2 separate regions of the Homo sapiens genome follow, and region 1 is linked to region 2. A link is an interaction called in ENCODE POLR2A ChIA-PET data of the cell type or tissue named here. Cell type or tissue: Panc1. All regions are shown on one strand. Links, peaks and the distances in the headings refer to the core of each region. The heading gives the core; the rest is flanking DNA. Region 1 holds the start of LOC105370890 (a long non-coding RNA gene). Region 2 overlaps NPTN (neuroplastin).

The links. ChIA-PET counts read pairs that join two places held together with the same protein. Peaks named below come from ENCODE experiments on the same cell type or tissue, not always from the same donor. Only the 100,000 strongest peaks of a DNase experiment are listed, where the experiment ranks them.
Region 1: POLR2A ChIA-PET joins it to region 2 with 5 read pairs; 2 of 35 experiments call an interaction of 5 or more read pairs at or near these places.

Annotation. Positions count from the first base shown.
Region 1 is chr15:73,334,393-73,341,893 of GRCh38, forward strand. The region is part of intron 2 of HCN4 (hyperpolarization activated cyclic nucleotide gated potassium channel 4); the gene reads right to left. LOC105370890 (a long non-coding RNA gene) reads left to right here and starts at 868. Exons shown (of 6, transcript NR_188273.1): 1 at 868-940; 2 at 1,087-1,252; 3 at 6,621-6,673. In Panc1, for the core only: no CTCF peak of the experiment used is centred there; no DNase peak of the experiment used is centred there.
Region 2 is chr15:73,597,601-73,605,101 of GRCh38, forward strand. The region is part of intron 1 of NPTN (neuroplastin); the gene reads right to left. Among named protein-coding and RNA genes, the nearest start is that of NPTN-IT1, 32 kb to the left of the region's middle. In Panc1, for the core only: no CTCF peak of the experiment used is centred there; DNase peaks (open chromatin) are centred at 2,421, 3,761, 4,075 and 4,221; H3K27ac peaks cover 621 bases.

The DNA.
Region 1 (7,501 bases), core at 2,217-6,216, 260 kb before region 2:
CGTGAGGCTCTCCCCAGCAGGTCCCTGAGCACCAGAGCCCCCAGCACCAGCCGGGGGGAAGATCCCACTTTTGCCTCCTTAATTAACACTTAGGTGAATGTGACATGTCTATGACCCTGGGCAAATCCTAACCTTTCTATGTCTTGGTTGACCAGGATGCCACTAGCTCCCCAGCTCACCCAACCCCCTGGTGTCTGAGCTAAGACACCAGGGGTTTGGGGAGGGCGAGTGACACAGCACCATTCACGGTCTCAGAGCCGGCCATCCTCCACACCTGCCTCCCCACCACCACAACTCAGCCTCCCCCTCAAACAAGCTAGACATCTGCCCCCTGTTTTACAAGATTGCTTGTGAATTAAACTAGCTAGCAAAGTGCTCTCTGCACACCCGTCATAGACGCAAGGGTGGGGCCATTATTATTAAGCTCCTTCTCTTCCCAGCTGCTAGGGACTGCACCTTTGTGTCCCTCTCAAATTCCTACGTTGAATTCCTAACCCTCGAGGTGATGGCATTTGGAAATGAGGCCTTCGGAAGGTCATCAGGTCATGAAGTTGGCACCCTCATGAGTGGGATGAGTGCCCTTATAAAAAGAGACCAGACAGAGACGATCTCTTTGTCCTGTGAGGGCACAGGGAGAAGGCGGCCGTCTACAAGTCAGAAAAAAAAAAGGCCTTACCAGAAGCCCCCGTGCTGGCACTCTCAACCCAGACTGCCAGCCTCCAGAGCTGTGGGAAGTAGTGTTTGTTATTTCAGCGCCCCCAGCCTCTGTTGTTTATGTTGTCACAGCCTGAGCTGACTGAGACACCAACCTTCAGAACCCAGCCCTCTGCCACAGACAGGAAAGCTGCGCAGGAGGCCAAGGGTACTGGAGGCACAGACGGGGGCCCGTGGGGGCAGGACAGCAGCCTCCCCGAGGCACATGGCTGAGTGCTGAGCTGGGGTAATGAGGCAGGCCTGCCCCAGGGTTGGAGAGTCCAGGACAAGGGGCAAATCAGGTTCCACAAGCCACAGATTTGGATATTTAAAGTCGTAACTCAAGCCAACAAACTGTTAAAGAAAATATATTCTATTCTCCTACCTTGACAGAAGGCACCATCGTAATGCCCTGGAGGGCCAGACTTGAAATGAGAACTCTTACAAAACCACACCAGAGCACAGCCCACCTCCCTTCTCTTCCCTGACTGTGCCCCCCAGCAGAGGACCCTGGCCCACAGCCAAGCCACATCCATGCCACTCCTGCGAACAGCCACTTGTAAGTGGGTCAAGGGGTGGGCACAGAGGCAGAATGGTCCCCTCAGGACATCCTGGGAACGGCCCTGCACAGGCCTTGACAGCAAGCTTAGAGGTGTCTGTGCCAGGAATGCTGGGTACCCAAGTGTGGTCAAGAAAGAGTTGCAAAGAGCCCCCAGACTCCTCACTGTGGGGAGAGGAGCCTTCCGGAGTGGGGGCCAGTGGGGCCCTTCTTTCCTGGGTCTCGGGGCAGTACCCTTAGAAAGACCCAAATGTCTATGCCATGTCCCCTGGAAGTCAGCCTGTGTCAGTGCCCAAGAAAGCCCCCCTCCCTATGGGGGTCAGGGAGGAAAGTCTTGCCCTTGCTTGCCCAGAGCTCATAGTCTGGCTGGGGAAGGAAGCCGCACCCAGGAAAGGGACTTGGGAACATGTATATAGAAACCCAGCAACAGAGGAAGGCAAGCAGGGCACAATGGGGAGGTGAGTAGAGAGGCTGGTCCAGGCTCTGAGCACCCCCAGCCCAGATGCTGCTGTGGGGCTGGACAGCACGGCTGGTAGCAGAGCCCACAGCCACAAGCATGCCGTTCTCCTCCCACCCCTGGCTTGTCAAGGCAGCAGGAATTCTGCTGAAAGTTTCTTTAGTTGAGGAGGGTATCAAAGTCTAGGGCATCTCTGGAAGCACCCTGAGTGGGGTCTCCCTGGCTAAAGGGCTCCCCAGGATGCAACTGTGTTGCCGCCATCACAAGGGGCTGTGGAGACCGGCAATGCTCCTCCTCTGATGAAGGCAACCTTCCCTGTGCTCCTCTTTCAAGCCCTGGGATACCCCCAGTTCCTTGCTTCTGTCATGCCTAAGACACACAGGTGGACTCAGAGTAACACAAATTGGCTCGTATGTCCAGCTGTCTCGGTCTATCTCTACGTGGACACATCCAAAACCTGTTTCCATCTCACAATTGGTGTCGCTGTTCGTGAGGCTGAGCAACAAAAACCCACCAGCCAGCCGTGAGTGAGTCTCTCATCCCTCCCCACATCCCATCAATCCAGGTGGTTTTGGCTCTACTGCCTAAGTGGACATCTCAAAGCCATTTACTTCCCTCCAATCCCAATATGACCCCAATCTAAACACCCGCAAGATGACAGCCCCAACCTCTTGATGAGGCTCCCCGCCCCTCCAAGCCACTCTCAACCAAGCAGCTAGAAAGACCTCTTGGAGACATAAATCAGACCATGTCACTCTCTTACCATAAACCTTCCAATGACTTCCCACTGCACCCATGAATACACTCCAAATGCCAACTGTGGCCCTCGGCATCTCGGCTCCCAACTACCGGCCTCCCTGACTCTGCCCAAAGCCATCTCTGGCCACAGCGGCCTTCCTTCATGTCCTTGAATGCCCCAGGCCAGTTCGTGCTTGCCCCAGGCCCTCAGTACTGGGCTTGCTCTTCCATCTGCCTGCGTGCTGCCTCCAGCTCCTTCTTGTCATCCTGTCTTGGCTCAAAAGCCACTTCCATGGAAAGGAAGGACACTGGATCCCTGTGTGTGACACAGCCAAGGGCTCTCCCTTCCCATTCTCACTGTGACTCTTTGCCCTGATGAATTTCCTTCCTGGAGTTCTCACTATCTGAAATGACATTCACTGACTTGCGTGCTGCTGCACGAGGCAGGGCTCCTCTCTACTTCTCACTTCTGTGTTCCTCCATGCTTAGCACAAGCAGGCATCAAAAATATCTGCTGATTGCCTGAATAAATGCGCGTACATCTAAATGAATGAGTGGGTACCATATGGGAGCTCAAGGAAGCCTCCGGGCATGGCTAGAAAGAGTCCCAGACTGTCACAGGCCACAGTAACTGCTCCTTTGGACAGATCACGCTGGGCCTTAAAGACAGAGCATCGAAGGTGGCATGTTTTCCTGCAATGACCTCCTTTCCTTCTGTATCGCCTTTATCTTTTCATTACTCCTTTTCTTCTAAGATCAGGTCCTTGTCTAATTGTGCCTTTATCGTGATCTCAGCAATGAACACGGCACAGAGCATGTGGTAAGGTTTCAGGAACTGAGAAGGGCTTCGTGATGAAGGTGAAGGCAATGGTGACAGTGACGAGAATGGTGGTCAGCAGGGCTCCTGCTAGTGTAGACAGTGGAAGAACAAAAAGGTACCCGCTCTGGGCAGATGCAGCCCACAGGGAACCTACCCTTGTCCCTGTGGGAAGAACCAAGGTGCCTTCTCCTGCAGGGGACACAGACTTCCGTGTCCTACTGAGAGCATGGTGGTGGTGAAGCCTGGAACTGCGGTGAGGAGGACTGTGGGCACTGGGGTGGTGGGTGCAGGTGGCAGGGCTGGAGAGGTGTGTTTCAGGTGGTTTTTAGACACCACAAAGCTGGAGCGCCAACAACGCACAGTCTGAGCTGCCTGGGAAGAGCTGGTGGGGGCACATCCATTCAGGTTAGGGGGTGCCCTAGATTTGAGGACACTCACCTCACCTGCACCACTCTCCAGCACCTGGGAAGTGGTTGCCGAGAACAAGGCTGGACGTTGCTGGGAGAGGCTGCTAAACACTGGTGTGTCCCCACTGTTGGCTGGGGCCACAGGCCACCGGAGAGTCAGTTGCACCAGGCAAATATTTGCCTTGCTCTTTATATTTCATTAGAACTCCCTCTTACGATGTTGGTTCTGACTGCAGGGGTTGAGCACCTTCATTTCCAGGCCACTACAAGCCTTGCCCGTCAGGCGGTCCAGGCAGCTCACTCTGCCACACATGGAACTTGGGGAAGCCCTGCTCTCACTCCTTCTGCAGTTTCTCAACTGCAGTGCAAGGACAGAGCCACTGCCTTTTCCACCCCGAGCCTCAGTTTCCTCATCTGTGGAATGGGTAATTGCCAGATCTCAGGGCTATCATGGGGGTCAGGTGAGATCATATCCACCACTAGCACATGGTAGGCACTCAGGACATGTTGGTTCCTTTCCTTCCCTCTCTTTCCCAGCCCTCCCAACAAAGAGTTGATTTCTCAGTCCCAAGGAGAGGCCAGAAATTGGAGGTCTGGCTGCTGCTGTTTCCACCAAGGCCTCTTCCTGGGGCCTGATTGAATCCTCTCCTGTGGATTCATTTTCTCCTCATGGAAGAACAACTTCCACCTGTGTCTCAAGAACAAGTGTCTGCGTTGAAGACAGCAACCCCAGGCCTGGCAGAACAGGCTGCTGCATATGCATGCTGGGTGCAGTTTGAAGGCAGCTGCACTGAGGGTCATGCCGGGTCCCATCCTGGGTGCAGGAGACAGGGCCAGTACCCACGCCCCAGGACCTCTCCTTGTGTCATCTCCACTTCTCGCAGATGCCAAGCACCTGATTCTGAGATGAGGCAATCAAGGTCTACAGGATGAGGGGACTCATCAGAGGCCACACAGCAGCCCCAGCTGGCCTTCTGCCTCCAGCCCCTCTTTGGCCACTTCAGGCTGCCAAGGGAGAGGAGAGACTTCTGGGATGGGTCACTGGAGTGCTGAGCCTTGCAGGGTAACGTCCAAAGAAGGGTAACCATGGTTTCTAACAATAGCCTCCATGCCTGGAACAAGCTCACACCTCGGAGGGAGGGAGGAGGCATGGCTGGAGAGGCTCGGGAGGGAGTCTGCTGACCCAGATCGCCCAGGATGGAGGCAAGAGGCTTGCATCCTCCAAGATGGTGGCCCACCTGCGCTGACTCACAAGACTGCCTGACTGCCACCAACACTTAGGAGATCTCCTGGGGGCCTGGTCTGGGCCCGGCTGGGGGAGGCAGTAGAAGCCTGGGGTCAGGAGTCTAGCTTCTTGCAGTGCCAGGCAGCCTGGGGCAAGCTTTCCCCAGTCTGTGGGAGGCAAGCTCCCTAGCCCCAACCGAGGGCATCCTCCTTCACGTTCCGTGAGCTACAACAAGGTCTTCAGAATCAGCTAACATAAACCTTGCCAAGGCAGATGGGAGCTGGGGACTGGGCCCCAGGGAGCCACAGCTTCAGAGAACATCATTATGTGCCTCACAAGTGGGGAAACTGAGGCCCAAAGGAGGAAAGAGACTCATAGAGGGACTTGAAAGAGGAGATTAGGGCAGGGTTTTCTGTACTAAATACTCTCCTCAGCTCTCATGTGGACCTAGGGCTCCAAAGGGTCTTTCTGCTGCTGCCTCTGGGCCAAGCAGAGGTGGGAGAAGCCCCCGGGCTGGAGTGGCCTGCTATGGTCCTGGAGACAGGGTTCCTGGGGCCAGCTGGGAAACCCCAGTCCAATCTCAGGGGTCCAGTGAGAGCCCTAGGCTGGCCAGTGTGCCCGGCAGAAACTAGCTCAAAGCAATTTTCTTCCCAGCTGGTAGGAGAGATAAAGGTTTGTGTGTGGAAGGGTGAGAGTCATCCATCTGGCCTCCTGGGATCTTCTTCCTCCCCACGAGATGGGGCGGCACGTCTAGTTCAGAGGCCTGACTCAAGGCCTCCTGGGGCCTCTGCCTCCCCCAGAGAAAGGCCAGGACCAGCGCCTGACCAGTTCTGGGTGCCCAAGAGGGTGGCCTGGCCAGGGTGGCAGTGGGGACAGGAGCCCTGGGCCTGAGCTCCCAGGATGCATAATGTGGGGACGTGAAAGACAAGCTTAGCTCCAACCCACGACTCACCCTGTCCAGCCACTGGCATCTCTGCCAACTCCTACAAAAGACCACAGCCCTCAGGCCCTGGAGGAGTAAGGTCAGCCCCTGGGAGGCTGAGGCCTGGAGACACGAATGGATGCTGGAGGAGGGAAAGAGCTGGCGTGTCTCTGCTTTTCATGGCAGTCTAGCTGTGGGTCCAAGACATGCAGAAGGTTGGGGGTTTCTCAGGGTCTGAGGGAGCCAACCTGGTCCTACATTTCCACCTGCGACGGAAACCAGGAGACAAGTGTGTCAGAGCATGAGGGGAAACACGCCTCCATCTTTCCTTCACAGCCCCTCAGAGTGGACCCAGCCGCACCCTCCAGAGTCACTGTCCCCTCTCAGCCCTCAGCTCAGACCACCTGCCACATCTCTGCACATCTCTGTCTCACAGGCACCTCCAACTCAACCTGTTGCACAGATCTCCTCCCCTGCCACTGCCCTCCCACTCTCTGCCAACAGTCGTCCTAGTCCTTTGATCCCAGCGCCCACCCAGGCCAGCACAGGTGGGTGCCCGGCAAGCACTTGCTGGACTGAATGAAGTCCAGTCCCCCATGGAGGGGCCCCAGCCATGAAAGGAAACAATCGTAGAATCAAAGTCATTCCCTTTCCATCTGAGAAGGCGGGAAGTGCATGGAACAGGAAGACAGGAGGCCTAGGCCAAAAGCCCTACCACTGGGGCGGCTGGCCTTTCTGATCTTCAGTTTCCTCACTTGACACATGAGGATCATAAATCTTGCCCTGTTTCTCTTGACAGCTAAGTATGGGGAACCAAGGAAATGTTACTAAGACAACTTGGTGGGGAGGGAGGTAGGTGTGTGTGTGTGTGTGTGTGTGTGTGTGTGTGTATAAATATATATATATTATAAATATAAATAACATCTATTTATTTATTTTTTTGAGACGGAGTTTCACTCTTGTTGCCCAGGCTGGAGTACAGTGGTGCGATCTTGGCTCACTCTGCAACCTCTGCCTCCTGGGTTCAAGCAATTCTCTTATTTCAGCCTCCCGAGTAGCTGGGATTACAGGCGCCCACCACCACGCCTGGCTAATTTTTTGTATTTTTAGTAGAGACGGGGTTTCACCACGTTGGCCAGGCTGGTTTTGAACTCCTGGCCTCAAGCAATCCACCCATCTCGGCCTCCCAAAGTGCTAGGATTACAGGCGTGAGCCACCGCGCCCGGCCAGGAGGGACACATATTAAACAGTTCTTCTGCACCAGGCTTCATGCTAAGGCTTTATAAACATCAGGTACAACTTATACCTATTTTGCAGATAAAGAGACTGAGGCACAGAGAGGCAAAGTGGACCCAAAGCTACATGCTAGGCAGTGTGGAGCCGGGATTTTAACTTGGGTCTTAAATGCGCCATTCCACTACACCGGGGTGGGACAGCCCACACTATGTGCTGGGGGCCAAGAGGGCTAGCTGGATTCTGTCCCAGTTCTACCAGAGGTCTAACTGCATGACCTTGGGAGAGTCACGGCCCCTCTCTGTCAGCATAAGTAATGTGAATTTTCCAAGCCAAAGAGAATTTCTGCCATGGAGGGACGCTGCCAAACTGGTGCACACACTTCTCCTATGGCACATGCGTTCATGACGCCTCTGACCATCAGCCATAGGTGCTGCCAGTCGAGGC
Region 2 (7,501 bases), core at 1,598-5,597:
AGCTGGGGCAGCCCAGGTGCTGGCCAGGCAGAAGCAAGCCCACTGGAAAGCATTTTAGCAATGGGCCCAGCTGGTAGGAATGAGAAAGCCTCAGGTCTTGGGAAGAGCCTCTTTCCTTAGAACACAAACCATTTATTACCTTTTTAAACTCAGGCAAGTGATGAAAGATAACCAGAAGAGGCAGTAGTTTTATATGCCAAATCAGGATCTCTCTTTTGGATGGGCAAACGCTTTGTTAGAAATGCAGTGTCTTTTGCAAGCCTCAACAAGAAGTATTAAATGACCTACTGGTGCCTTCTCTTGGGATTCAGAGTTCAAATTTCAACTGAAAGAGTAGCAAATTTCTCTCTCACACAGGATTCTATCCTGGGTTCGATTAGACTTTCTCCACCTCCTATTCTTCCCTGGGCCTATGGCAAACAAACAACCCAGTTGTTTAGCGTTAGGCAGCCTCTTCCTGAATGCAGACCCTCAGGAGAACAAGACAGTCTGTACTTCACACCACAGTGAGATATTAATACTTTGTGGGTCAGCTCAGAAGTGGGACCAACAATACCAGCAACCCAACTCACTGCCAGCTAATGGAGGGACTGTGCCCTCCATAACCCCATAGATCCATTACCTAGAAAAATCTGAAAAGCTATGGTATTTGACAGGCTCCATACAGTTGAATTGCCTGGCTTCTAGAAGCCAGCTCAGAAGAATGAGAAATGTACCCTGATGAATTAAACTAAACACTAGGGTGAAAGCCAGGCCTCAACCAACACTCTTAGGAACTGCCCAGGAACTAAAGTTGATGCCTACCTCTAATTGCCCATAATTTGCTTGAGGTTACACTTCCATAAGACAAGGTGGAAATGGCAGAAAGAGTTAAAAAAAAAAAAAATCCAGGCTTAGTTTAAAAACTTGGAGTTAGGTCCATAGGAAACAAAATCAGAGTGCAAGCATACTCTCTCTTACCCTTCCACCCCACCTAGGGTTCATTCAGCATTTCTACTGATTCAGACAGTATCCGAAGGTATAAAGAGAGACACTAAAAGAGGGCATTCTGATTGGCTTGGAAACGTCCCCTGGGAGGCCTGCTGCATAAGCCAAGCCAGCCCCTGTGCAGTAAGCAGGGAGTGAGGTCAGGATCTGCCAACATCAAATTAAGAACATTCCAGAGGAAAGGATGAAATAAATGGAACTGTTTTCCTACAGTCCAGAAGCCAAGGATGTTAACAGGGCTAGCTGAAAATGGAGGTTACTAAGTGGAAAAATTCCTGTTTACATCCATAGCAGTATTTGCCTTTGGTGATAACCCCACACCATGGACTAAGAACATTAATGGAGGTACTATACTTACTCAAGTAGAGGCCAAGACCTCCAAATTCATACTAGTCTTTCAATTCCTGACATTTTCAGACTCTGGGGAGCACAGGAATGCAGTGATTAACAGGCTTAGACTAAACGTTCTGCCTTTAATATGCCATTTTAAACTACCTCTTCAGATCCAGCATGCATTCCTTGTAAGGAAATATCTACCAGAGGCCCCAAGAAGCCCAACAGATGTCATTCTCAGATGCAGGAGAAGCTTTAGAATTACAGAAAGGAGCCCCCAAGCCCCTGCATGAAGAGCTGAGCTCACTGCCCAATAAAGTGGTATCCAAGGAGCCATGTCTCGGTCTCACAAACTACCACCTGCCCACCTGTCAAAGTCAATGCCAGCTAATATAAACAAAGAAGTAAAGGAGGGCCGGGCGTGATGGTTCACACCTGTAATTCCAGCACTTTGGGAGGCTGAGGCGGGAGGATCATGAGGTCAGGAGTTCAAGACCAGCCTGGCCAGTATGGTGAAACCCCGTCTCTACTATAAACACAAAAATTAGTTGGGCATGGTGGTGCTCACCTGTAGTCCCAGGTACTCGGGAGGCTGAGACAGAAGAATCACTTGAACCCAGGAGGCGGAGGTTGCAGTGAGCCAAGATCGTGCCACTGTACTCTGCCCTGGGCGACAGAGCGAGACTCCGTCAAAAAAAAAAAAAGAAAGAAAGAAAGAAAGAAAAGGAAGGGAGGGAGGGAGGGGAAGTAAAGGAAGTTGGTTTTATTTATTTTACTACTGGCTCAATCACCAGAGAAAACTGGATATCAGTAAATCCCTGAAATGCAGTAAAAGTATTATTCTGTTTTAATCATATTCTTGACCATAAGTGGTAATCACAAATGGTCTTATCACATTATCTGTGAACTTGGGGAGTTACAGCCTCTCAAATGCGGTAATTATGTACTCGATTATGCCCTAGAACTGTTAGTGGATTTCTTTTGTACTTTTTCCCTTCTTCTGTATTGTACTTCAAAGCAGCCTTAGACTTAAGCCTGTTTATCAATCTGTTGACAATGCTAATGTAAAAAAGATGCCTGAAAGTATCCTTTCACCAAGAATCCATCCAATTCCACTGTAACCCCAAGTCCTAATAACACACAAGTCACAGGTAGCTGAGAAACAGTCTGACTATGATTCCCACTGCACACAACTGGGCGAGTCACTCAGCCAGATCATGCCACCCTGGGCAAGACTTCCTGCTAAGAGTAAGGAATGCTGATCTGAGTCAGTTCAATTTTCTACCTGTATCAAGGAAAATGGGACCAAGACAAAAATGTTCTTTGCATTAGTAAATTATAGGATGTATATTTAAATGAACTTTTAAAACACAAGATAAAAAACCCTTTAAAATGCCAACAATGGTCTTTGAAGGCCATTATTGTTATTACCATTATTAGACATATAGAGTAACAGTGACATTTTCTAAGTATGCATTATATGTTTAGGCAATGTGCTAAGCACTTTATTCATTATCATATTCAAAATTCATTTATTCATTATGATAAGTGCCATTATAATTTTTCTTAAAGATGTGGAAACTAACGTCCAAAAAAGTTAAATATTTTGCCCACGGTCACAAGCTAATAACAAAGAGTCTGGCCTGGAATCCAAAGTGAAAGCATGGTCTCTTAACACTTACCACAACTGTGGTCAATGTGTCTCACTGGCCTGAAAAGGTTTTTGTAGTTACTTAAGTTAAAGATATGCTTTGTCACCACTTAGTTTAATTAATAAATTAATTAATAATAATTCCTGGCCACAAAAAGCCAGGAACCTTTGACCAATTGTGCAACATACTATGATCACTAACTCCATAAAATTATAATCTTACTAGAGAATGGAGATAGAGAAGCACTGGGTCAAAGAGTTCTTAAAGCAACTGGGGGGAGGGTGAACAGTGTGAAAAGATAAGATGATTCTGAGGCAAGACTGCCTCTAGTTCTGATGATTCCAATGCCCTGCTCTGGAGAAGGCTGGCTTCAGAGAAGGAAGGAATTTACAAGACACTGGAAAAATTTCTCTGATGCTGTAGTCAGGAGCCAAATTAATAAAGGGCAGCACCTGAAAGTTTTATAAAACTCCGCAGTTTGCAAAGAGCTTCCACATACATCACATCTCATTTCATTCGCACAGTTCCACAAGGTTCATACATAGGGCAGGTGCGGAGACAGGTTTATGACTTGCCCAAAATCACTTAGGCAGTTAATCCTGAGTGGGGCTGGGACTAGAATGCAGGTCTTAGCTTAGTCTAGGGTTCTTTCCAATAAACTGTGCTGCCTCTAAACAAACTAAGGAATTCCTTGATAGCTGAACACTCATCAAAAACCATGAAAAGAGATCTATTCCCCCTCCAAACAGCATGGAAAAGAAAGAAAAGAAAAAGAAAAAGAGAAAAGAGAAAAGAACCCTCTTTACAAAGTACTGTGAAATCACAATTAGCAAGGGAAAGTTATTAGCAACCATCCACCTTATTATCCATCCAAAATTAGCTTCAATTCAGGAAAAGAACTGGCTCTCAGCAGCAGCAGCAGGAGGTTCAGAGCCTGACTCACTGCCCTGCCTTTCATTACTAAGGGCTTTCAAACAAATATGTACCTTCAACAAGAAAGCACACACTGCCTAAAGTTGGGAGGCCAACAGAAGCATCTGTTTGCTCTCTAGGTCAAGGGTCATCCAATATTTTGGAAAAACCCTAAATTTTGTAAGACAACCTCCTACCCCACCCTCTTCCCCACCATCGTCTCCACCCACTATCTTAAGTGACTGGGCCCAGATCTGCAAGAGTTTTGGGAAAGTATTAATATCAGTGCATTCAGAGCAACAGTGATAAAGAGGGAAACTGAACAGTGGTTACTGGCTTTGAGGGAGGAAGAGACTAGAAGCTGATGCTGGAGGGGGTAGCAGGCAGAGCATTAAAAATGGAGGCAGCAAACCCAAGAGAAGCGTAATGTAAAATTGCATAACTGGGGATGGGGGATGGGAGGCAAAGATGACAGCTGGGACTAGCAGCCGGAGAAAAGGAGGAGCTTGCTGGCAGGAAAAACTGGATGTGTGGATATGTAGCAGAGGGTGAGAAGAAAAAGGAAACACAGAAGAGCAAGTTGAGCCCAATCCCAGGAAAACTGCTTTCATATATGCCCTAAGGAAGTAAAAAAAGCTAGCCTAGCCCTATATAGGAGAGACTATCATGATTTTTCACATTTACCTCCAGGGCAACCCACAGAACAAGAAATCAGACTAACTTTCTCTCTCCCTCAACTGACTACTGCCAAGGCCAGGCCTTTAAGTCTTGCCTGCTTTTGTCACCTCTTTTAAAAACAGCTGTTCCCTTCAAACCCCCTCTACCTCTAATTCCCTGTGGCTGGCTCATGCTGTTCTCTCCTTCGTTCCTCGCAATAAAGAGAAAATGACAGCCAAGATCATAAGAGCGTTTCTCTCCTCTGTCTCTCTCACACACACACAAATTCAAATCGTCTACCTCAAAATAAAGACTGAGCAAGACCCACTGACATCTAAACGTGAATACAGGAACTATGAGTATTTCAAATGTCTAAAGGACCCTTAACTGCTGTGAGGCTGTCACAGACTTGAGCCTACACAAACTACTGTAGAGCCTGCCTATCCTTCCTGTTAATCAGGAAACAGATCATTCATCACTATTCCTTAACACCAAAGGCAGGTCAGAAGTCTATATGCACTCATTCTGTGTGTACTGACCAAGGGTAAGGCAGGCTTGAAGTCCTGGGAGCAGAGGAAATGGGGTAACCTCATTCTCTGCAGCAGGAAGAGGTACCACAGATTAGTCTCATCTCTAGGTAGAGATGGCAGCAATTACAAAACATTTTCCAAATTCAAACCTGCTCCTTCCACAGGTACCTTGATCAGGCAGATATGACAAAAGTTTGGAAATTAAGATCATCCCTATCACTAGCTTCTAAACCAGGGTCCACCCTTTATTCTGAAATTATACCATTCAAAATGACCAAAGGCATCTATACCAGCCAGCCTTCTGCTTTGGAAAAATAGGGGAATCTAGTTCATGCCAAGAGAAACTACATAGTTTAGTGACCAAATGCAGCAAACTCTAAAATCAGTTGTCTGGATTCACATAAGGCTCTGTCACTAACTGTATGACTGTAAGCAAGTGACCTAACCTCTCTGAGCTTCATCTCCCTAATCTGTAAAACGGGACTAATAATAGCAGCTACCTCACAGGGTTATTGTGAGGATTATATGAGATAACATAGCTTAAAACAGTACCTGACACATAGTAAGCACTCAATAATGTTAGCTATTATTATATGTCTCCATAGAAATAAGTGCTAAACAGGCCACGGGCAGCAGCCTGCAGCACTGCTCCACAACAGGCTGGGAAGCAGAACTTCACATCCAAAATGAGCTTAACTTAAAATCCAAGTTCTTCAAGAAACAACAAAAAACTAACCTTAACCTTCCAAATAAAATGAGAACCAGAACGGAAATGTTAACTGCAGAAGGGAATGAAAAAGAAGGGAATTCTTCATTCCTTCCTATCTTTAGAGCAAACTGGAATGAACAAAGTGATAATAGCAGACACATGTATGTGGACTCAAGGAATTAGCAAGTGTTTTCAGAGTTATAAACCATTAAATCTAAGATATTATGAATAATCTGGAAAGTCCAAGAATAATAAGAATAAAGAGAGGCAGTACAAATTCTCCTTTTCAAAAAAAATTCTTTTAAAGTAGAAAATAATCCTATCAATTATAAATCAGGCTGCTTAACAATATTTGGGAAGATACTGGATATTGAACAGGCCAAACTGTTAATTTACAAAATATAAGATGTAGTTATGGAATCTGAGATCATGTCACATTAGCTTAATTTCAGCCTAAGAAAAGGTGTCAGGTTTTGAGTCAGCACCTCCACAACACAAATTCTCTTAACTTTAAGCAGTTTCTTCAAATGGGAATGATGCCACTTTCTTTATAGGGTAGTTGTGAAAATCATGTTACATTATGTGTAAGAGTTCTGTAAACTACTCTATGCAAATGTTAAGTTACTTTAGGACAGACAAGAAATAAGCATTTGGTATGACGGATCTCCCTCAACAAAAACTTTCATTCAGTCCTGTTGCCAATTCCTACTGACAAGCTAAACAAGCATGATCTACCTAGATCTACAGGTTTAAAAAAAAGTCAATGACAAAAAAGAAAAAAATTTAAAAGTATGATTTAAAAAAAAACATGGGCCGCTCACACTCATAATCTCAGCACTTTGGGAGGCCAAGGTGGTCTGATCGCTCGAGTCCAAGAGCTCGAGACCGGCCTGGGTAACACGGCAAAAAACTGTCTCTTCAAAAAATTAGCCAGGTGTGGTGGTGCAAGTCTATGATTCCAGCTACTCAGGAGGCTGAGGCAGGAGAATCACCTGAGTCCAGGAAGTTGAGGCTGCAGCATGCTGGGGTCACAACATTGCACTCCAGCCTGAACGACAGAGGAGACCCTGTCTCAACAAAGAAAGAAAACAAAAATTATGGGAATCTCTCAACTCAGAAAAATATAACCAAAGTTTTGCATATTTCAGGGGTCTTCCAGACCCTGAGTCTAGATTGTACTACTGTTAGATGAGTGAACAGTTAAGGGTCTATTAAGATGAGAGCTCACCTTATAGGGAAATGAGCCATGGTTTAAAAAACTTGGGATGGATTTTTCCATTTCTTCAACCTCAGTTTCCTCATCTGAAAAATGGGGACAATGATTCCTATCTTCTTCATAAGGTCATGGCAAGATTCACATGAACAATGTACATAAAATTACTTTGTAACCTGTAAAGCTATAAATGTAATAACATGTCAGTTTTATGCAAGCATTCTACTCTATTAGGTAAAGAATGATCTAAGGCCAGGCGCAGTGGCTCATGCCTGTAATCCCAACACTTTGGGAGGCTGAGGTGGGAGGACTGCACCAGTCTGGACAACATGGTGAAATCCTGTCTCTACCAAAAATAGCTGAGCATGGTGGTATGCACCTCTAGTCCCAGCTACTTGGAAGGCTGAGGTAAGAGGATCAATTGAGCCTGAGAGGTTGAGGCTGCAGTGAGCTATGATCATTCCACTGCACTCCAGCCTGGTGACAGAGTAGAGACCCTGTCTCAAGG